2 separate regions of the Homo sapiens genome follow, and region 1 is linked to region 2. Evidence: chromatin contacts called from ENCODE Hi-C or POLR2A ChIA-PET data. All regions are on one chromosome and are shown on one strand. Each heading gives the region's core, a stretch centred on a gene start or an enhancer-like site at or near the end of the contact. The rest is flanking DNA. Distances are from core to core; before and after follow the strand shown.

Evidence for each region. Hi-C counts contacts between places; a loop is a spot of excess contacts on that map. ChIA-PET counts read pairs that join two places held with the same protein, here RNA polymerase II (POLR2A). Pooled maps may share reads with other maps.
Region 1: a map of ascending aorta shows a loop between it and region 2 (2.5-fold over the local background). The contact joins the enhancer-like site here to the promoter of CYREN in region 2. A Hi-C loop is called at or near these places in 4 of 168 maps with a recorded cell type or tissue (aorta, ascending aorta, chondrocyte and 1 more), 1 of 37 single-sample maps with no recorded cell type and 3 of 50 pooled maps. POLR2A ChIA-PET finds 5 or more read pairs at or near these places in 1 of 52 experiments (HepG2).

Annotation. Positions count from the first base shown.
Region 1 is chr7:134,789,396-134,795,373 of GRCh38, reverse strand. The region is part of intron 1 of CALD1 (caldesmon 1); the gene reads right to left. All of the region lies in intron 1 of LOC124901750 (a long non-coding RNA gene), which reads left to right. Among named protein-coding and RNA genes, the nearest start is that of CALD1, 13 kb to the right of the region's middle. Within about 2 kb of position 2,158, at least 8 of the 41 ENCODE cell types and tissues checked have a DNase peak (open chromatin) inside an H3K27ac peak, as active enhancers do; they include ascending aorta, where a contact is called at or near this core.
Region 2 is chr7:135,166,768-135,172,824 of GRCh38, reverse strand. CYREN (cell cycle regulator of NHEJ) reads left to right here and starts at 2,118. Exons shown (of 4, transcript NM_024033.4): 1 at 2,118-2,173; 2 at 3,765-4,039; 3 at 5,018-5,093; 4 at 5,954-6,057. The coding sequence starts at 3,903. RefSeq lists enhancers at 1,378-1,597, 3,678-3,807 and a silencer at 1,978-2,587.

The DNA.
Region 1 (5,978 bases), core at 909-3,408, 380 kb after region 2:
GCAAGAGAACATGTGCAGGGGAACTCCCCTGTATAAAACCATCAGATCTCGTGAGAGTTATTCACTACCATGAGGACAGCATGGGAGAGACCCATCCCCATGATTCAATTACCTCCCACTGGATCCCTCCTACCACACGTGGGAATTATGGGGGCTCCAATTCAAGATAAGATTTGGGTGGGGACACAGTCTTCTTTCCTCATTCTTTAATTTTTAGAGTATTTGAAAAAAAAAGAGAAAGAAAATTGTGGTCAAAATTCCCAAATAAGTAAATAAATAAATAAAAAAGACGAGAGCAGCTCCTGACAGCTGACACAGTGCCATTCTGTCAAGTATTTCAGGTATCAGTGGACTGGCTTCCAGCGACTTACAAGAGGAAAATACTCTTCCTTTCTCATTTTCAAGTTGGGAAGGAGTTTCAGGCCTTCCTTGCACAACCTTAAGTCTAAGGAATATCTGGAAAATTGAAGTGATTTTTCAGAATAAACCATAAGTTGCAGATGACTGTGTCATGAGAACATTTAAAAAGAACTGAAAAAAATATTTATTCTATCTTGTTGCCTAAAAGTTTATTGTTACTTATGTTAGACTTATAGCAGGCTGGGCATGGTATAATCCTAGTACTTTGGGAGGCAGAGGCGGGCAGATCACTTGAGGTCAGGAGTTCAAGACCAGCCTGGCCAACATGGTGAAACCCCACTTCTACTAAAAATACAAAAATTAGCTGGGCGTGGTGGCACACACCTGTAATCCCAGCTACTTGGGAGGCTGAGGCAGGAGAATCACTTGAACCCGAGAAGTGGAGGTTGTAGTGAGCTGAGATTGCTCCACTGCACTCCAGCCCGGGCGACAGAGTGAGACTCTGTTTCAATTGACAACAACAACAAAAAACCTATGGCAGCCATTGCTAGGCCTTTGGTATACATTTCTTTAGAGGATAAGATGATCCAGATTACTGAAGTCATAACAAAGGCAATGCACAGTTAGCTCACCTGTCACTTTCTTTTTGTCTTTCGGGTCATATGCTTTCATCATTTTTCAACTCTAGTGTACATAGGTACACCTATAGGAAATGCATCCCGTGCGAGCCTAGACACATACACAGAACATGCCTCCGTAACAGTAACAGGCATGGCTGCTTGCGTGGTGTAGGGATTGTTCTAGTCTCTGGGTAGAGGTGCTGAAGGGGTGAACAGTCCACTCAGGGCTCATCTGAGACCCAAAGCAGCTTGTAACATTTGGTGGCTTATTTTGAAGTGTGTGTGTATGTGCTCAGCTGTGCCTTGATTTGTTTCAGAAATGCAGGGACTATGTCCTGCATGTATCATGGCAGACAGGCATGGCCTCTGTGAGCTGCAGTCCAGTCTGTACCCAAAAGAAGGAAATCAAGGGAGAAGAAGAATTGAAGTGGTGAGACAAGATAGAGAGCAGAGTAGAGTAAAGTGAAGGAATGAGGAGGAGATAAAAGAAGACAGAAATACAAGAACACATAAAGCTTCTTGGGGTTGAAATAAAAAAGAAGGACCAGAACATAAAAGGTTTAAAAAAAAAAAATGGTACATAAATGGAGGGAGTGGTTGATAGGTGAAGAGAGATTTGTGGAAAGCAGAAAACCACACCATGGATAGAATAAGCATCCACTCCACACTGGGACAGTCCCACTTCGGGACTGCATTTTAGGGAAATTATTAACTGCCCCTTCTTTCCCTCTTCAACGTGTCCCAGTTTGACGATAAATGGTATAGTCATCCTGTCTATAGACTACCCCTGGCCTAAGACAGAGAAGCCATGAGCAGGACCAAAGCTGGGAAATGGGCACCAAGAAGAGCTTTAGGAAAGGGACAAAAAAGGGACAAAAAGGCTAAAATAAAATACCTTAAAAATAGAACATGGAAAATGCAGACAAGACACAATGTATGGGCGCTTGAAACCAACTAGAGCAAAGACAGATAAAGTGAGGAGGACTGTTGAGAGAAAAAGTATAAAAATTTAAGGATAGATAGAGAGGAGAGAGAGGAAAATAAAGACAAGAGACAAATGATTCAGAGCGCAAATATGTGTAGGCTTCAAATATTTTTCCTTGTGTCTGGGGATTTGTGGTTGTGATCAGCATATATAAAAATGACGGAAAAGGGCCACCCTCTTTGGGCCCTGTGCAGGCATGCACAAGGTCCCTCTGTGGCTGCCTCCCTGGCCCGGCCAGCTGCCCTGAAGCTGCTCCCCTCTCAGCGCCTGCCTCCCTGGCTTGCAGGCTGCCCTGGCCAAGCCTTCCCACTGAGCCCCGTCCTTGGCTCCTAAAGGCCTCATACCAGATGGTCTGCCGCCGTGGTTTCATAGCTGTCCACAGATAGGCCACAGTATGTGAAGCTGTACTTCAGTGCGTCATTTCGAAAACCTCTTTTGACTTTTAATGGGATCAGAATTTCATATTGAGAAAGGCAGAAAGTAAATGTCAAAGGCAAATTCAAAAGGCCAAGGGATTTCTAGCAAAGCATTCCCTTAGACCCAGTGGAAAGATAGAATACCAGCAGCAGTAGGGTCTTTGGCACTTGAGCTTCAGAAAATGTGCCATATGGATTTCTACCACCATTGTGAGTTGGGACATACTATGGGTTGAATTGTATCTCCCCCGAGTATTCATATGTTGAAGCAGTCCTAACCCCTAAGACCTCAGAATGTGACCTTATTTGGAGATAGGGTCTTTACAGAGGTAATCAAGTTAAAATGAGGTCATTAAGTTGGCCCCTAATCCAATACAACTGGTGTCTTTATAAGAAGAGGAGGCTAGGCTCAGTGGCTCACTCCTGTAATCCCAGCACTTTGGGAGGCCAAGGCAGGCAGATCACCTGACAGCAGGAGTTCGAGACCAGCCTGCCCAACATGGCAAAACCTTGTCTCTACTAAAAATACAAAAAAATTAGCCTGGCATGGTGGCGAGCACCTGTAATCCCAGCTACTCGGGAGGCCAAGGCAGGAGAATTGCTTGAACCTGGGAGATGGAGGTTGCAGTGAGTCGAGATGGCACTACTGCTCTCCAGCCTGGGCAATAAGAGCGAAACTCCATCTCAAAAAAAAAAAAAAAAAAAAGAAGAGGAAATTTGGATGCAGATACACGTTCAGAAAGAATGCCTTGTGAACACAAAGATAACCATCTACAAGTGAAACAGAGAGGGCTGGAACAGAGACTTCCCTCACAGCCCTTGAAGGAACCAACCCTGCTGACACCTTGATCTTGGACTTCTAACCTCCATCCAGAAATAAATTTGTTTGTGCATTTTGTTGTGGCATCAGATATGGTTTGGCTGTGTCCCCACCCAAATCTCACCTTGAATTGTAATAATCCCATGTGTCAAGGGCAGGGCCAGGTGGAGATAACTGAATCACGGCGGCAGTTGCCCCCATACTATTCTCGTGGTAGTGAATAAGTCTCAGGAAATCTGATGGCTTTATAAATGGGAGTTCCCCTGCACAAGCTCTCTTGCCTGTCACCATGTAATTTGTGACTTTGCTCCTCATTCGCCTTCCGCCATGATTGTGAGGCCTCCCCAATCATGTGGAACTGTGAGTCCATTAAACCTCTTTCTTTATAAATTACCCAGTCTCGGGTATGCCTAATAAACTAGTACTCCAGATGCAATCTGGTCCAAGATGATAGTTAGGAGAAGATGACCAGACTATTTACAGGTTTTTTTGTTTTTTGTTTTTTGTTTTTCATTTCCCTGGGGACACTAAGTGATGCCTCTTCGGATTATCTGAAAATGTGGGCACTCTGTATGGCAAGATGGAACTGGCTGTCTTTAAGGAAATAGTTTCAACTGTTCATGCCTCTGTTTCTCCCTTCATAAAGTTGGTTACTGAGCCTGCATTCTAAAGTGCCTGTTGTGGCCGGGCATGGTCCCTGTAATCCCAGCACTTTGAGAGGCCAAAGTGGGCAGATCACTTGAGGTCAGGAGTTCGAGACCAGCCTGGCCAACATAGTGAAACCCCGTCTCTACTAAAAATACAAAAAATTAACTGGGCATGGTGGCGTGTGCCTATAATCCCAGCTACTCAGGAGGCTGAGGTGAAAGAATCGCTTGAACCCAGGAGGCAGAGGTTGCAGTGAGCCGAGATCGTGCCACTGCACTCCAGCCTGGGTGACAGAACAAAACTTCATCTCAAAAAACAAACAAACAAATAAAGTGCCCATTGTGTCTGAGTCTTAAGGCAAAGAGTGACCCCGTGAATATTCTTAGCTTTGGACAAGAAGGTCAAACTTAAATGTAAAGTCTTCTTAATAAGTAGTATTTCTGATTTTATTTCTTAATAAGTAGTATCTCACCTGGGAAGGTGAGTGGACACTAATTTCTTTTGTAAATCAATGGACAGAGAAATACAGTCCTTGACTTTCTACCTGACCCACACAGAAGCAGCTCTGTCTTGGCCTTTTGAATACCTTTTGGATATGTTGGCCTTTTGAATACCTGAACTGATCCTCTGCCTTTTCTTAAAATTTGACATAATCAAACACCAAAACAGCTTGAAGTATTTGTACGAGTAGTTGAATCCTTTAGTGCCTAATGTCAGGGAAAATCTCCCGTTGAGTCAGGGAGAAGGATGGAAACTGCTTGTTAAACTATCTCTGGTACCAGGAAAAGAAAACACAAAACTACTTCTCTGGCTTTCTTTCTTTCTTTTTTTAATTTAATTTAACTGCTCTAGGTCTAGATCCTCATCTTGTCTAACTCTAACTTGAGCAACCTCTCCAGTCAATAGTGAAAGCAATGGTGTTTAGCTCTGTTTCCTTATATGGCAGGGAATGACAATGTGCTTGTCTAGTTGAACTGCAGTATGGCTCCCTGACAAATTATAATGACTGGTTACGGAAACCTCCTGCTCTGGTTTCCATCGCTTTCTTGGGGGAAGACACAGAGCAGATAGCTGTAGAGAATTGGAGAGGGTTGGAGTTAGGGAGGAGCTTTGAACAGCTCTGGCATTTTCCAGCAGTGTGACTTTGGGCAAGTTATTTGATTTACTTTACTGCTCTGAGAGAGCAGTCCTCAACCAGAACAGTGCCTGTCACATAGCTAGTATGCCAGCAAGGTAGCTGAATGAGCTAGCTTATCTTCTCAACCATCCTTAACCTGTGAGGACTTCAGATAACTATCAATCCATTGCTCTTCAGTCTCTCTCCCAAGTTCAGTACTTTTTCTCCAGATAAATTCCAATTTCCTTCTCCCCTCCCTCCTCTTCCCCCTTTTCCCTTCCTCCCTCTCTGTCCTCTCCTTTCTCTCTCTCTCTCTCTCTCTCTCCTTATTTCTTTTTCTCTTTTCCTCTCCCTCCCTCTTTTCTTACTCCCTCTCATTCCAGGTCTAAAACACTGAAAACCTGCAAAACAACCCAATCTCAGGAATAATACAACTCTTTAGCTATACTAGATAAAATGATTTAAAATGTTAAAGGCAGCATAGATTTGTTGATAAGGGCAAGCAGGTAAACCTTCTGGTTGGAAAGGACAGTGGAAGTTGTCTGCTTCTGTAGAGCAGCGAGGTTCGTGCTTCAGAGACAGAAATATCTATTTAGAAAGTCTGTAAGCTGATCTGAAATAGGACTTCCTAGAACTTGTATCTATTGGTCCTAGTCTTACCTCCTGGAGACCCCAAATGTAGAAGCAGTGAGCCCTTTTTAATCTGTCTACAGGATGGCCTAGAGGAGGCAACAGGGGACAGTGTGTGGCTAAGCCCCACGCTAACAGGTAGCCTCCACAGGAAATCACAGCCAATAGCTGACCATTTGTAATTGAGTGTCTATCATGTACGTGCAAAGCAGTTTCAAGATATTACTTCTAGTAGTTGTGACAACTACAAAGTGGAGGAGAAATCATCCCCATTTTGTAAGTGAAAAAAGTGGTAAATTTGAGATTCAAACTCAAGTTCTCCTGACTCCAAAGTTTGTTCTCAAATAGATCTCAATTCTTTCTAGAGCCACATACAAAAGAG
Region 2 (6,057 bases), core at 869-3,368:
GTTCCTTGGCTCTGCCAGCCGCTTATGCTGCTGTTCTCTTAACTACTGTGGTGGGGGAAAGGGGGTCTAAAACCAGCTGTAACTGTCTATGTACAGAAACCGGTCTGGGTGCTTTGGCTTACAGGTTACCTTGTGCCATACCTTTGAAACAAGGGACCTGTCCAGGCTTCCTTCTGGTGGCCAACCTACCTCTAATGCTAGCCAGTCTATTTCACACAAAGTTCTAAGTTTTCCTGGTGTCATACTAACACCGTAATCTCCTTTAAATTCTCTCTTGAAAAAAAATTTTTTTAACATAGGTCCCAGTGGGGTGGGCTTACTTTGCACCTGACCCATGTTTTTTTTTTTTTTTTTCCAGACAAAATACCACGCTCACACCACACATACCACAAGACAAAGAACAGGTAAAGAGGGCACACACACTTTTACCGTTTATACCAAACCAAAATCACGAAATTCAAAATCCGAGTACCAAAAAATTCAAGCCAAGTCAAAACCAAAACCAAAGTATCCAGCAATTCAAGTCAAGTCAAAACCAGAACAAGAGTGCCCATGCAGGCATGCTGTGGGTGATCAGGCCACGTTTCCACTCAGATGGAGTGGGGCAAGTTCCAAAGACTAGTCTTACCAAGTCAAGCCAAGTCAAAACCAGAACAAAAGTGCCAATACAGGCACACCGTGGGTGATCAGGCCACGCTTCCACTCACGTGGAGTGGGGCAAGTTCCAAAGACTAGTCTTACCAAGTCAAGCCAAGTCAAAACCAGAACAAAGATGTCAATACAGGCACACCGTGGGTGATCAGGCCATGCTTCCACTCACATGGAGTGGGGCAAGTTCCAAAAACTAGTCTTGACAAGCTTCAGATGTCTGGACTTCAAGTGCCAGTTCCTTCCCGGTGTTCAGCCAGTGTTAATCCTTCTCGGGAGCCTGCTATGCGCTGCTCTGGCAAGGCATTCCACCGGGGCCATTTCCTACCCGGGAGCGCTCTTTGGATTGCGTCAGTCAGGCTGGCCGGAGTCCTCTGCAGGGACGCTCCACAGGGCTTGTCAGTCACCTCGCTTCCTGGTCAGGGAACCAAGGACTGTAGCAGGACAAGCCACAGACAAAACCTCTCAGACACGGAGCTGTAGAAGAAAGGGCTTTATTCAGCTGGGAGCATTGGCAAGCTACTGCCTTAAAATCCGAGCTCCCCGAGTGCACAATTTCTGTCGCTTTTAAGAGCTCACAACACTAAAATTTCACATGAAAGGGTCGTGATTGATTTGAGCAAGCAAGGGGTACGTGACAGGGGCTGCATGCACCGATGGTCAGGGAGAAACAGAACAGGGCAGGGAGTTTCACAATGTTCTTCTATAGAATGTCTGGAATCTATGAATAACATCGGTTTCTAAGTCATGAGTTGATTTTTAACTACTAGGTTTAGGCCAGGCAGGCCCAGGTCCAGTTTTGGGCCTGGCGCTGGGCTGCCTGTCTTTGATTTCACTTCCTTTTTTTTTTAAAAAAAAAAAAAAAAACAGGTACTGAGTATAAAACAATATGAGAGGGTCTCTCTCTTCCCTCGCTTTAACTTTCGGAGGGCTGAAATTCTTTCTAGCCTTGGTTAATACAGCAATTCATTCCATTCTAGCTATTGTTATTTCTCTTACTATAATTTTACTATTAGTACTTACGCTATTCTATTATTTTCTTAATTTTCCACTTAATTAGGATAACAAACCGAGGCCGGGCTCCCATCCTCCTCAAGCACACGAGGGGGGCCTGGCCCAGCAGGGAGCTTCGCCTGGTTTCTGAGGGAATTCCCGGCGGGCCTTTCCAAAACATGCCCGTTCCCTTCCGCTAACTTCAGGGGCCAAGAATTGAACTTTCACCCTCCTCAAGCCGGTGGCGCTGCCTCGCTGGCGTTCCCAGCGCGCAGCCAACCGGATGCCAGCCGGCGGCATTACCACTGCCAGCATGGGGCGCCCGCGGACCTCCGACTGAGGCAGCTGCCGGGAGCCGGAAGTGTCCCGGGCGCCGGGACTGCGAGGGGGCCGGGAGTTCCCCAAGACCGGAAGTGTCCCGAGGCCGGGAGCCCGCGGGACCCCGGAGCGCGCGGGGCCGGAAGAGGCGGGCGGCCAGTGGAGGTCCGCAGAGTTTGGGCGCCAGGCGAGACGGCAGGGCTTAAAGTTCCGGGTGAGGCGTGGGTCCCACAACCGCTTGGAATTTGCCTCCCGGCTCCGCTCTGGAAGCTAAGAAGGGGCACGAGAGCCGGAGACGGGAACCTGAGAGCAGGGAAGCCAGTAGCCGGCCGGAGGAGCGCGCGGCCGCTCCAGTCGGAAGGAGCCGTTGCAGCCCTGCCCGGCGTGTGGCGGGGTCAGCGAGGCCCCTGCGGTGCTTCGCCCGCGCCTTCCGCTCCGCACTCACCCGCCCTCTGGGCCTCCCACAGGTCGGCGCCGCCAGCGGCGGGTACCGGCCCGCAGAGGGAGGGCGGGCTGTGAACTGGCAGCACATCGCGTTCCCGCGGGGCCCCCATTCTGCCCAGGCAGGGAGCGGCTGGGATGGGACTGAGGTCGGTCCGCGAGCGCGGTGCCCCAGAGACCCGGCTTCTGGAAGTTGCCGCGGCCTGCTCTTGGGGCCCAGAAGTAGGGCGGGGAGGCGCGGGGTCTGGAGTCTGCAGGACCTGGCTGCGAATCCAACCAGCTGATTTCAAACTTTTCTGTGATCTTCTGCAAGTTAACTAAGTCTCAGTTCCTCGTTTGCGAAATGTACTTAATAGGCACCCCAGGGTGAACTAAATTTGTCCGCACAGACTGCAGCATTGCGCTTGGGAGGCGCCTTAGGGGGTAGGAGTCACTAATATCACTGAGTTTTGACAGAAATGAAGGTGCATTGGCAAAGGTGTGCCCCATGGCCGGGCAGGTTAGGAGGAGGGCCTGGTAATATTTTTTCTTAAATTGTAAACAGCCATCTGGATGAGCAATGCATTATCAAATTATGATTCAGAGAGGACTATCGCTGACTACTCTTTTTTTTGGGCAAACCTCCGCTTCAGGAGCTTCTGGCTTGATTCCTAAGTGGAAGGTAGAGACCTAGGCCCTCTGAGTCACAACTCCATCTCTCTGGGTGAGGACTGAGCTCCAGGACTGCTGAGTGGAGGCAGAACAATTGGGATAGGGAAAAGAGAGGCCAAACTAGATCAGAGGCTGGCGTGGGCTTCAGAATCTACAGACTGGCACAGTTAATGCCTCCGGGCCCCTATTGCTGCTTCAAGTTTGACCAATCAGAAGTATCTTTAGCTTAAGGGCGGCGTGTTGGCCAATGAGACTTTATTGTGAAATAAAATGCCCTCAGTTTCATTTAACTGAGCCACCATAGAAGAGTAGAGAAATCGAGTTGGCCAGATGAGGGAGAGGCCATTAAGAGGTATTTTAGGGATTGAATGGGCTGGGCACCCAGAGGACAGTGGCATTTGGGGTGGTAATGAGAAGGAACATTAGGGGCCTCCGCCTCCTTCCGTTCCTCCTGTGCTGAGTCAGTCAGCACAGAGGCTGCAGGAGGTATCTCTGGTTGGCTTTGGCTGCCTGTAGGGGGCACCAGCTTTGGGGAGGTCAGAGGGCTCTCTCCTGAGCTGCTGTCCTGCCCACAATCACACCTGCCTGATGCCTGTGAATGGCCGTCTGAGTCTCTTGGGCCTTGGTCACTTCTGGCCTGCCCTGCACCGACCAGTAACTGTGCCTGATGACTGGAGGTATGGGAATTCACCGGACTTTATTGTTCTTTGTAGGAATCAAAGATCAACTCCCACTGAGGACAAATGGACCTGTAATTCCGGGTGTGACGAGAGAACGAGATTTACCTTCCTGAATTAAAAAACAGGTCATTAAGCTTGGGCCCTGACTCTTCTTTGTGAGAAGGTACAGAGATGGAAACCTTACAATCCGAGACTAAAACGAGGGTCCTTCCCTCATGGCTGACAGCCCAGGTGGCTACAAAGAATGTGGCACCAATGAAGGCCCCCAAGAGGATGAGAATGGCAGCAGTGCCAGTGGCAGCAGCAAGGTGCGACAGCTCTGGTCAGAAGACTCCTGCGAATCTGGCAAGTGGAGCAGGGGCCTCCATGACCTGGGCCAGGTCTTCCAGCCTAGGCAGAACAGCAAGATGGGCGGGTGTTTCAGTCTGATCATCTCTTGAGCTTTTAGAAGGTGGAGGGGCTGTGGGCGGGAGGCAAAGCGGGTTAACCCTCGAGGACAGGCACCCACTTCTGCCTCTGCACTGGTGAGTGCCCTGCCCTCAGCACACACAGAGTGGGTTCTCCATGTCAGCCAGTCTCTGATGCCAGTTGTCCAGAATGCCAGTCTCTTCCTTTACAACAAACATGGTAACATCAGATGGGCAAGATCAGTGGAAGGGTCTGTTCTGAGTGGTGCCTGCCCCTGTGGACAGACCTTTAGGGATGGACAGATGAGCAGCAGCTGCAGGGCCAGCAAGAGCTAAGGAGCTGGGGAGTGAGTTAGTTGAATGACGGTAATTGCCGGGGGGGGGCGGGGGGGGGGTGGTGAGTCTCCAGGCTGCACTGTGAAGTGGGCGGGGCCCCAGCACTCGGTGTTTCCCTCTCTGGCTCCTCCTCCTCTAAGGTTTCCTGACTGACAGCCTTCCCTTGTGACTGCTGCCGTCTTTCCCTAAGTCTGGTCCTGCTTTCAGGTTCCTCTCAGTACAGCCTCAGCCCGAGGTTCCCTTCCTCTTGCATCCATGTGTGTGTTTCAGAGGCGGCCATCCTTCCCTACTTCCAGATCCTTGTAGGGCAGTTGGTGGAGGGTGGGAGGCACCCCGGTGTTGCCTCCATGAAGCCCTGTGCCAGTCACTGGGCTGCAAGGCTGAGGAAATTGTGTCCGTGTCAGAAAGCTCCTCAGCTCAGAGGTGCTGGTACCTCCTGCGTGGTAGGAAGGCAGGGGGAAGAGGCCCTGCTTCTCCTGTTCTCTTTGCCCTTATGAGACTTGAGAGTCTGTGTCATCTGTGCCTTGCATGTCTTTTTTTCAGACTCCCTGCGACAAGGACTGTGTACTGCATGAATGAGGCTGAGATAGTTGATGTTGCTCTGGGAATCCTGATTGAGGTAAAGTCAGACAAGCCTCTTACTCATGACCAGAAACTCTGCATGGGCAGAGGCTAGACCCTTGGTCACCGTCAGTAAGAGAGACGCCCTCTGCCGTAGGCTACCTCTTCTTCCTCCTGCCACTTCCCTTGCTCTTATCTCGGCCATGCTGCCCAGGCCTCTCCCCATGTGGGTGTGCGCTCGTGGGGTGTCTTTGAGGCTAGAAGCCTGGGAGGGCATGCGTGTGTTAGGGAGGGCGTGTGTGTGTTAGGGAGAGCGTGACTGTGCACTGGTGTGTATGTGGATGGGACATGAAGCGTTTACCTGTTTGTGTTCTTGGAAAGGTTCCCAGTTGGGTAGATGACTTCTTAGCCATTGCCCCTCTCCTGAGCAGAGGATGCTGAGCTTCCTAGCTTCCTGCAGTAATAATTGCAGTGCCTCAGAGTTGCACAGCATTCTACAGTTTACCAGGTGCCTTGAAAGCATGCGTTATGTCATTTTAGCCTTGCAATAACCCTGTGGTGTGGGACTTTTCCTAGTGCTAAGGCATGGGCCCACACCCAGGTTTTGTATCCTGGGTTCTGTCACCGGCCTTTCTAGACATGTTTCTTCCATTTCTTTTTCCTTTCCCCTCAGCTAATCCTCATGCCTTTGCTTGCTTCTCTCCCGAGTGGGTTCTGGTTTCTTCAAGAGCTGTGAAGAGGGGGTCAGGGGAAGGAGTGGGGTGAAGAGAGGGTGGGTGCTCAGGATATGGGTACATTGCCTGGCCTGGTCACATTGGCTTTGTAGTTGCTTCTAGATACATCCTGTGTTACTGACAGATCAGCATGTTAGGGAAATAAAACACGTATGTTGAGCCTGCGTTTTCCCGTACTCCACAGAGCCGCAAACAGGAAAAGGCCTGCGAGCAGCCGGCCCTGGCGGGGGCTGATAACCCAGAGCACTCCCCTCCCTGCTCCGTGTCGCCTCACACAAGTTCTGGGAG